2 separate regions of the Homo sapiens genome follow, and region 2 is linked to region 1. A link is an interaction called in ENCODE POLR2A ChIA-PET data of the cell type or tissue named here. Cell type or tissue: OCI-LY7. All regions are shown on one strand. Region 1 has its middle 46 kb from the start of PRSS58. Region 2 overlaps MGAM (maltase-glucoamylase).

Evidence for each region. Peaks named below come from ENCODE experiments on the same cell type or tissue, not always from the same donor. Only the 100,000 strongest peaks of a DNase experiment are listed, where the experiment ranks them.
Region 2: POLR2A ChIA-PET joins it to region 1 with 7 read pairs; 2 of 35 experiments call an interaction of 5 or more read pairs at or near these places.

Annotation. Positions count from the first base shown.
Region 1 is chr7:142,302,064-142,306,063 of GRCh38, forward strand. It overlaps TRB. Among named protein-coding and RNA genes, the nearest start is that of PRSS58, 46 kb to the left of the region's middle. In OCI-LY7, CTCF peaks have their summits at 80, 288, 1,701 (motif pointing right) and 1,902; DNase peaks (open chromatin) are centred at 78, 1,728 and 3,488; H3K4me3 peaks cover 2,084 bases; H3K27ac peaks cover 3,034 bases.
Region 2 is chr7:142,098,653-142,102,652 of GRCh38, forward strand. MGAM (maltase-glucoamylase) reads left to right here. Exons shown (of 71, transcript NM_001365693.1): 67 at 961-1,085; 68 at 2,150-2,238; 69 at 3,978-4,000. Among named protein-coding and RNA genes, the nearest start is that of MGAM2, 11 kb to the right of the region's middle. In OCI-LY7, no CTCF peak of the experiment used is centred here; no DNase peak of the experiment used is centred here.

The DNA.
Region 1 (4,000 bases):
ACAGAGTTCTAGACCAGCATGAGAATCGCCAGAATAAAGCAAGGCAGTGCAGGAACAGAATTCAGCAGCAAAAGTCAAGAGACACCTAGAGGCAGAGGCAGGAATGAATTTGTCACTTTCAACTTAACCTGAAGCAGCCAGATTAACTTCTTGAGTTTCATTTAAGAAATTATTCCTCTTTTAAACATACCTATTGAAGTCTAAATTTTAGGTATTTTATATATTTCAGTTCTGGAATTTCCATTTAAATCTTGCTACAATTTCCAGTTGTTTGCTAAAATTGCATATTTTGTCATTTACTTTGTTGACTATATTAACATCTGTCATTTTAAAGCCACTTTTTGATAACTTTAACATCTGAATCTGTTTGGGTCTATTTCTTTTGTCTGTTTTCTCTGTTCAGTTTCTGGGCACGTGATTTTGTTTTCTCATACAACTAGTAATTTACTTGAATGCCGGATATTGTATATAAAAACTATAGAGATAATTTGAGGCTCTGAATGATTTCATCTTCCTCAAATGATTCACTTTTGCTTCTGCTGGGATTGTAGCAGGGGCGGATCACCTTAATTGAGCTGATGAATGAGCTGGATCAGACCTGAGCTTCAGCCTGCATGATGGCTGCTCGCCTTTGCTCTTAGCCATGTAAGTTCCAACTAGATGTCTGAAGTTTAACAGCTAAATCAAATTGTAAATTACATAACATAATATTTGCCCATTGCAAGCATGCAATTCAATGAATTTTGATAAATTTGTGGAGTTGTGCAACAATCACCATGATCCAGCTCTAAAACATTTCATCTTTCCCCACCCGGAAAGTTCCTTCATGCTCATTTTCAGTCAATCCCTGCTTCTACCCCCAGCACCAAGGACTGGGGTCTTTGCCAGGCTCCTCTCCTATTCAGTAGTCACTGAACGTAAATGTTCTCCAGACCAGAAAGGTGGTGGATGCTCCTCAAAGCCTGCTACACTCTCAGTCTTCCCTTTTCTTCTCAGCTACTTAGCCAACGATATAAAACTGGCAAATGACTTAAGGCGAAAGTGGTCTGTTAGATCTCTCCTTTCTCGTTGAGATCCCAATCCCTTAAGTTCTTACTGCCTCAGTAGCTCCAAGTGCCTTCAAACGTTTATTTTTATATTTTGTTAAGTTTTTCTAGTTGTTTTTGGTGGGAGTGTTGTTCTGCAAAAAATCAGTCTATTAACTCTGAAAGCCAGTTTCTATATTTATTAAAGGTGAGGTGCAATGTTTTATGTTTTTATTTTAGGTAGAAGTATCTTGAAGAAAGGAAGGAGTGAACCTCTCTGCCTTCCCTTTTTTTTTTTCTTTTTGAGACAGATTCTCACTCTGTCACCCAGGCTGGAGTGCAGTGGGGCGATCTCAGCTCACTGTAACCTCTGCCTCCGGGGTTCAAGCGATTCTCCTGCCTCAGCCTCCGGAGTAGCTGGGATTACAGGCGTGCACCACCACACCCAGCTAATTTTTGTATTTTTAGTAGAGATGGGGTTTCACCATGTTGGCCAGGATAGTCTTGGCCTCTTGACCTCATGATTCGCCCGCCTCGGCCTCCCAAAGTGTTGGGATTACAGGCATGAGCCTCCATTCCCGGCCAGATTATCTCTATTTCTAAGAGTTCTATTACCCTTCTGCCTTTGGTCCACCATGGGACAGAGTCTTGACACGTTTGACCTTTTACCACAAGGAGGAGCTGTGACTCTACTGAGATTAAGGGAACTCAGAGGAAGGGCAGAGCATTCTCAGGATGGGAGACAGTTAAAAGAAATATTGGGTTTATTTACAACAGGGGAAAATGTGGTCTGCAGAAGCTGTGTTAATGCTGAAATGTGAGAGGATAAATATAGACTATTCATTTGCCTTGCTGTGCAGGTGCTTTTGATCTAGCAAAGAGCCTAGACTGCCAGATTTGTTGCATGTGAACCTGCATGGGATGAGAAAGGGAGAGAATTTGAGCTGGGAAAGAGCAGAGCTCACAAGCAGATGCCAGTGGAGGAACTCTTCCTGAGAGGAATAAGAGAGGCTCTGGATGCTGGGCCTCTTCTCCAGTTCAATCCTGCCATGAAATGACTTCCTGGAACCTGGGCAGTGAGCCTGACAAATCAGGGCTTCCTTGAGGGATCTTGCAAAGAGAGTAATTACCAAGGGAAATCTACCTATCAGACCAAAGAATACCTGGAGCACCATTCTCCTGACTCTAAATGATGAAAAACCTAAGCTAGAAAGGGTTTTTTTTTTTCTTTTTCCTCTTCTGAATGTTCCTCTAAGTTCTTGGAGTGAGGGCTTCTTCGAAGGATAGGAAACCTGTCTCCTGGGTCTGAGCTAATGGTTCTATCAAAACAGCCTCACCAGACTCCCTTCCAGCTTCCAGCTTCAATATCTATCCCTGTCTACCAAGACCCATGGAAGCTAGACTTGTCCAGATATCAAAAGATGATGCCAAACACCTGGAGATGGGAAAGAAGGTGGCGTGGACAGACCTCCAGGATGCACATCTGAAACAGGCTCTTCATTTTGTTTTGACTACAGCCTCCTGTTTCGCCTTTTCAAAAAGCATTTGGAATTTCCCTTACTTCTTGGAAATCCAAAAATACAGCAAAGATACATTTTCTATAGGCTCTAGTTATTCAGTAGGAGGGAGCTTCAGAATATCTCTATACTCTACTATGCATATTCTAGCATGCTGCCCGGAAGTGAAAGTCTAGCCAAACAGTTTAACAGGAAAACCGTTAGCTGTCCTGTGGAGGTTAATTTTGCAGTTTATTTTGGAATGGAACAAAAGAAGGTATTGAAGATAGGAATCTCATTTCTATATGCTAGAATCTAAATTTCTTAACTTTCTGTAGTATGGGCCATTTTCAAATCAGCTAAAGTCCTAAAACCAGACTATGGGAAACACACACTTCTAAGCTCAATATTAAATATCTAAAGTGACTAACTAACGTAGGGTTGGAGAGGCAGGGTCCCCCTGGACTTTTCAAACTCCTACCCTCACAAAAAATCTAGAACTTCTTCTCAGTAACAAAAATAAGATGACGTATAATCATTTTTCATTGTTAATAAATAATCTCTATCCATCATGGCATTGCATTGAATTTGTGTTAATTGTTGCTAAAAAATGACTGTGGGTTAAACATTTGTGATTCATATAATAATAGAAATAATAAATGTAAATGTTTTAAGTGAACAAGCGAGATTTTAATAGCTCAACAGGCAAATAGCATGAACTGATGCTCTGCAAAGGTGAGGGACACCTGGCCTGAGACAGGATGTCTTATCTGATTTTGGTCTGAATTTCATTTGGAAAACTGGCAGCTGCTGGTCAACCTGCAGGGATATGATCCCATGAGCTGATATGCAATGTTGACTTTTGTATTTTTGTCAGCATGAAATAATTTTTTTTTTTTTAAATCAGGGTCAGAGTCTCGAGTAACTAGCAGCCAGCTGATAGAATGGAAGTGAAACCATGGCCCTCGTCCCCTTGCAAACCTGGAAACCCAGTGTTGAGCATGTGTGAAGAGAGAAACAGAATCAGGTGAAATGAAATCTTCCTAAGACCCTGCTCAGGAAACTAAATTTGACGTAATTGGACACAAGAAGTTGTTCATCCATTCTATTCCGCCAGAGGAGACAGGACAGATTTCCCGTGCGTTCTTGGGAAGCTGGAAGAGGGAGACAGCTCTGCCAGGTGGAGTGATATTCTCATGAGAAGTGAAAAAGAAGAGGCAGAGATGGAGAGTTTGGTTCTAGAAGGGTGGAAGGTTTTGCTTATAAACATATCAACACACTTGCTTTTCCCGCCAAGATGCAAACTTTGGGGAATTGCTCAAATATAAGATGGGGTTTAAATATTGGACAGCCAAAAATATGACCCATGTTCAAAATATGCATCCTGGTATCATTCAGTTCGACGTGTTCTAGTTCTTCTGCAGCTTTCTGTCTCATTCCTTTTGCCCCTACAACTCTCCACCTTTTTGTGGATTAAGT
Region 2 (4,000 bases), 200 kb before region 1:
TTAAGGCTCTGCTATGTGTGTCCCAGCCAGGCGTTTCCCAGGAAGAGGTGGCCAGCTTTCTTTACGTGAGACTGGCCTTTGTCCTGAGTGTGCATGTTGAGTCTCCCATTCACTAACAGAAGATGTCTTTGGTTGAAGAGGAAAAGACAAAAGAAATCATGGAGCAAGCTATTTAGAAAAAGATGAAATTTTGATGTTTAATTAAAATGAAGATGAATTTCATAGTTAATATTAATGAAGAAGTGTCACCTTAATTAATCTTCCCAAGTTTGGGTAACTATTACTCATTCTAGAGCACAAGCTGGCAAAAACTATGGCCCACAGCCAAATCTGGTTGTTAGCTGATTTGCAAATAAAGTTTTATTGGAACACAGCCATGCATATTTGTTCGCTTGTTGTCAACAATAACTGCTTCTTACCTGTAAAGTAGCAGCTCTGAAATGAGAGGATTTTGCCTACCAGGGGACATTTGGCAATGCCTGGAGATATTTTTGGTTGTCACAACAGAGTGGGGGTGAGGAGGTGATGCGGCTGACATCCGAGGATTCTGCTAAATATCAAAAGGCACAGGATAGCCCCATCGCCAGAGAATTGTCTGGCCCCAAATCTCAATAGTGCTGAGACTGAAAAGCCCTGCTCTAGTTGAGAACATGTAGGATGGAAGCATGGTCCCTTAGGTTCTGATACAGGTGAGAGAGTAGCACCTCTTCCTGTCACACATCAGGCAAATGTAGTTTGTACAGTGGAAGCAAAGGCAAGAGACCCTAACAAGATATTATAGCAGCCTTGCAAGATTTCTTGCAGCACTGGGTGAATGCAGAATGGGTAATGGCAGGTATGTTGCAAAGGGTGATGAGCAGGCATAAGTTCAGAAGGGAGGATGAGATGTCTGGCAGGATGCATTGTTCAGGGAGGGGCCTGTCCTCTCCTTAGTCATCTCTTACCTTCTTCTGCCTCCAGGGTGTGGATATTAATGCAAGAGGAGAGTGGAAGACCTTGCCAGCCCCTCTTGACCACATTAATCTTCATGTCCGTGGGGGCTACATCCTGCCCTGGCAAGAGCCTGCACTGAACACCCACTTAAGGTAAGTGACAGGACTCAGGTTTTCCTTTACATGTCAGTTAGCTCAACAATTTGTAATGAAGTCCACCAAAATGTAAGCATCACTCTCAAACCCACATGCAATTCTACTCAACACTTGTTTTTTCTTTGTTTGCTTGTTTGTATTTTAACCTTTTTCAGACTCTATACTCTTCGACTAATTATTAACAGCTCTTTTATGTCTAAGTGGGTGAGTTGATAGGTCTAAGAGTGTCATCTTTCAATCTCACAATTGAAATGGAAGTCAAAATAGGAGCCACCACGATTCATAATAGTTTTAGTATACTATTGGGTCTGATTGAATATTTCCTAATAAAACTATTGCTGAAAAATTGTTTATTCCTCTACAAGATGTTAAAATTCTAGATCAAAGTCTATGTATAAATTAACCATAGCTAACATCCAGTGAGTGCTTGCCCTGTGCCTAGAACTATATGAATATGGGCATTTCCATGTGGAAATTATCTATTTTTTCTTAGCAAAAGGAAAACATAAATTCTGTGAGGTTAGTACTGTTACCACCATTTCATAGATGAGCAAAAAGGCTAAGTGATTTGCTCAGAGTCACACAGCTACTAAGTACATGAATGCGGACTAAAATTCACATCTCTCTGGTATCAATACTAACATTCTTAGACTCCCTATTCATTTGATTCTAAAGATTTAAATAAAAATGAAGAACTTAGGACATTTGAAAATAGAACTCCCTGTATATGTTTCAGATATTAGGTCACGAAAACAGATTTTCAGCATCAGGATTTTCCTTTCAAAAGGAAAAGAAAGAACCCAGTTAGTCTGGTTGTCATTATTTTAAGAGCCTTAAAGCAGAATCCTCTTGATTCATTCACTAATTCATTTGTTCATGATATGAAGTCATAGAGCCAGACAGAGACAGAATTAGAACTAAGACACAAGTCTCTTGAATTCTAGTATGCAGTCTTTATCCCCCAAAGCACTTCCCTTTGCTGCTTTATGTTTGTATGTAAAGTCTTGGTTTGTGGCTGTGGCTTTACTTTTAGCTAATGCCTCTCTGCCTGCTCACTGCAGCCGCCAGAAATTCATGGGCTTCAAAATTGCCTTGGATGATGAAGGAACTGCTGGGGGCTGGCTCTTCTGGGATGATGGGCAAAGCATTGGTGAGTAGAGGTTGCCTGAGATTCATGCTGATGGCACTGACTACATTCCTGGATTATCTTACAGGCCTGCTTTCACCTTTTCCCTATTATAACAATTTTGCATTTTAAAATATAATCATTTGTTAATTCAAGGGTATAATCCATATTGGACATGATCTTTATTCCTCATGTAAATGAAGCTCAGTTCTGAATCACCTCCCATTATGCAACCTTTGTAATCCACTATAGAAGGTAGCAATATGGGAGCCATGGGGAAAGTTTATTTGTAGCCAGCGGAGATAAACTTTCATAGGATTTATGGTCAAGGACACATTCCCGAATTACATGGTTTACTGTCCCAGTAAGAGGGGTAATACCTCTATCCGTTGTATTATTTATGGGATATTTTCTATTAGGAGTTTATAGGAATTGGTAAACTCTCAGGAGGATTGCTCAAGAAATTATTAGCTATTTCTAGACAAGTGCTATCCAATAGAACTTTCTGCAGTGATGACAATGTTCTATATCTTCTGCTGTTCAATATTGTATCTAGTAGGCATATGAGGCTATCGAGCATTTGAAATGTGTGACAAGTGCATCTGAAGAATTATATTTTTAATTTTATTCAATCTTAACAAGCTTAAATTTAAACGTGTTACATTTTACTAGTGACTGCTATCTTAGACAGCACAGTTCTAAGGGATAGCCAGTGGCAACTGACTGAGTGGTGAGTCATTTAGAAAAGGGCCAGCACAGTCGAGCTCAGTGCCTCACGCCTGTAATCCCAGCACTTTGAGAGGCCGAGGCAGCCGGATCACCTGAGGTTGGGAGTTCGAGATCAGCCTGACCAACATGCAGAAACCCCCTCTCTACTAAAAATACAAAAAAATTAGCTGGGCATGGTGGCACATGCCTGTAATCCCAGCTACTTGGGAGGCTGAGGTAGGAGAATTGCTTGTACCCGGGAGGCGGAGGTTGCAGTGAGCCGAGATCATGCCATTGCACTCCAGCCTGGGCAACAAGAGCGAAACTCTGTCTCAAAAAAAAAAAAGAAAGAAAGAAAGAAAAGAAAAGTGAAAGAAAAAGAAAGGGGCCAGCACACAGGAAAGAGTGTGACAGCCACGAGGGCAGGGTGTAGGATGGGAATACTTGAAACCAAGCTATTGACTAGTTCACCTTCACCGGCTGTGCTGAACTTCATATTCTTCCTAGGCCTGTGGCACACATTTAGGATAAAGGACAAAGAAGGCTTTTCTTTGATCATCTTTGTTCTCTGGAGATCACATTTTTAAATTTGCCTAATACCTCAAGATAAACCCACCAAGACACCAGTGTTGGTGTTTGCATATGTATATGCATATAAATGTGTGTGTGGAGATGTGTACATACAGCAAAAGAAACCTGGAAATTCTGAGCTGGTTAGGAAGATGCTGGGATGGTAGACCACAAGGAAGAGAAGTGACTTAAAAATGGTGTCAGGAAACTGTGTTATATGAAGTGACTCTGTCAGACAGATGTGTCTATACACATTCATTTCAAGCATTTTGTGTAAACTGAGTGTGGGTGCAGGGTTTGATTAGTCTCCATAAAGAGCACTTACATTTTAAAATAGAACACTCAAAAGACAGAAATAAAAACAAAGATAAGCCTTACTCTCTCAAACAAGACAAGTAGGCAATTAGAACAGCATTTATATATTCTATAGCATAGAGTTCTACAGCACAGGTCCAGGCCATGTTTATCTTGTTTTTTGTTTGCAGATACCTATGGGAAAGGACTCTAT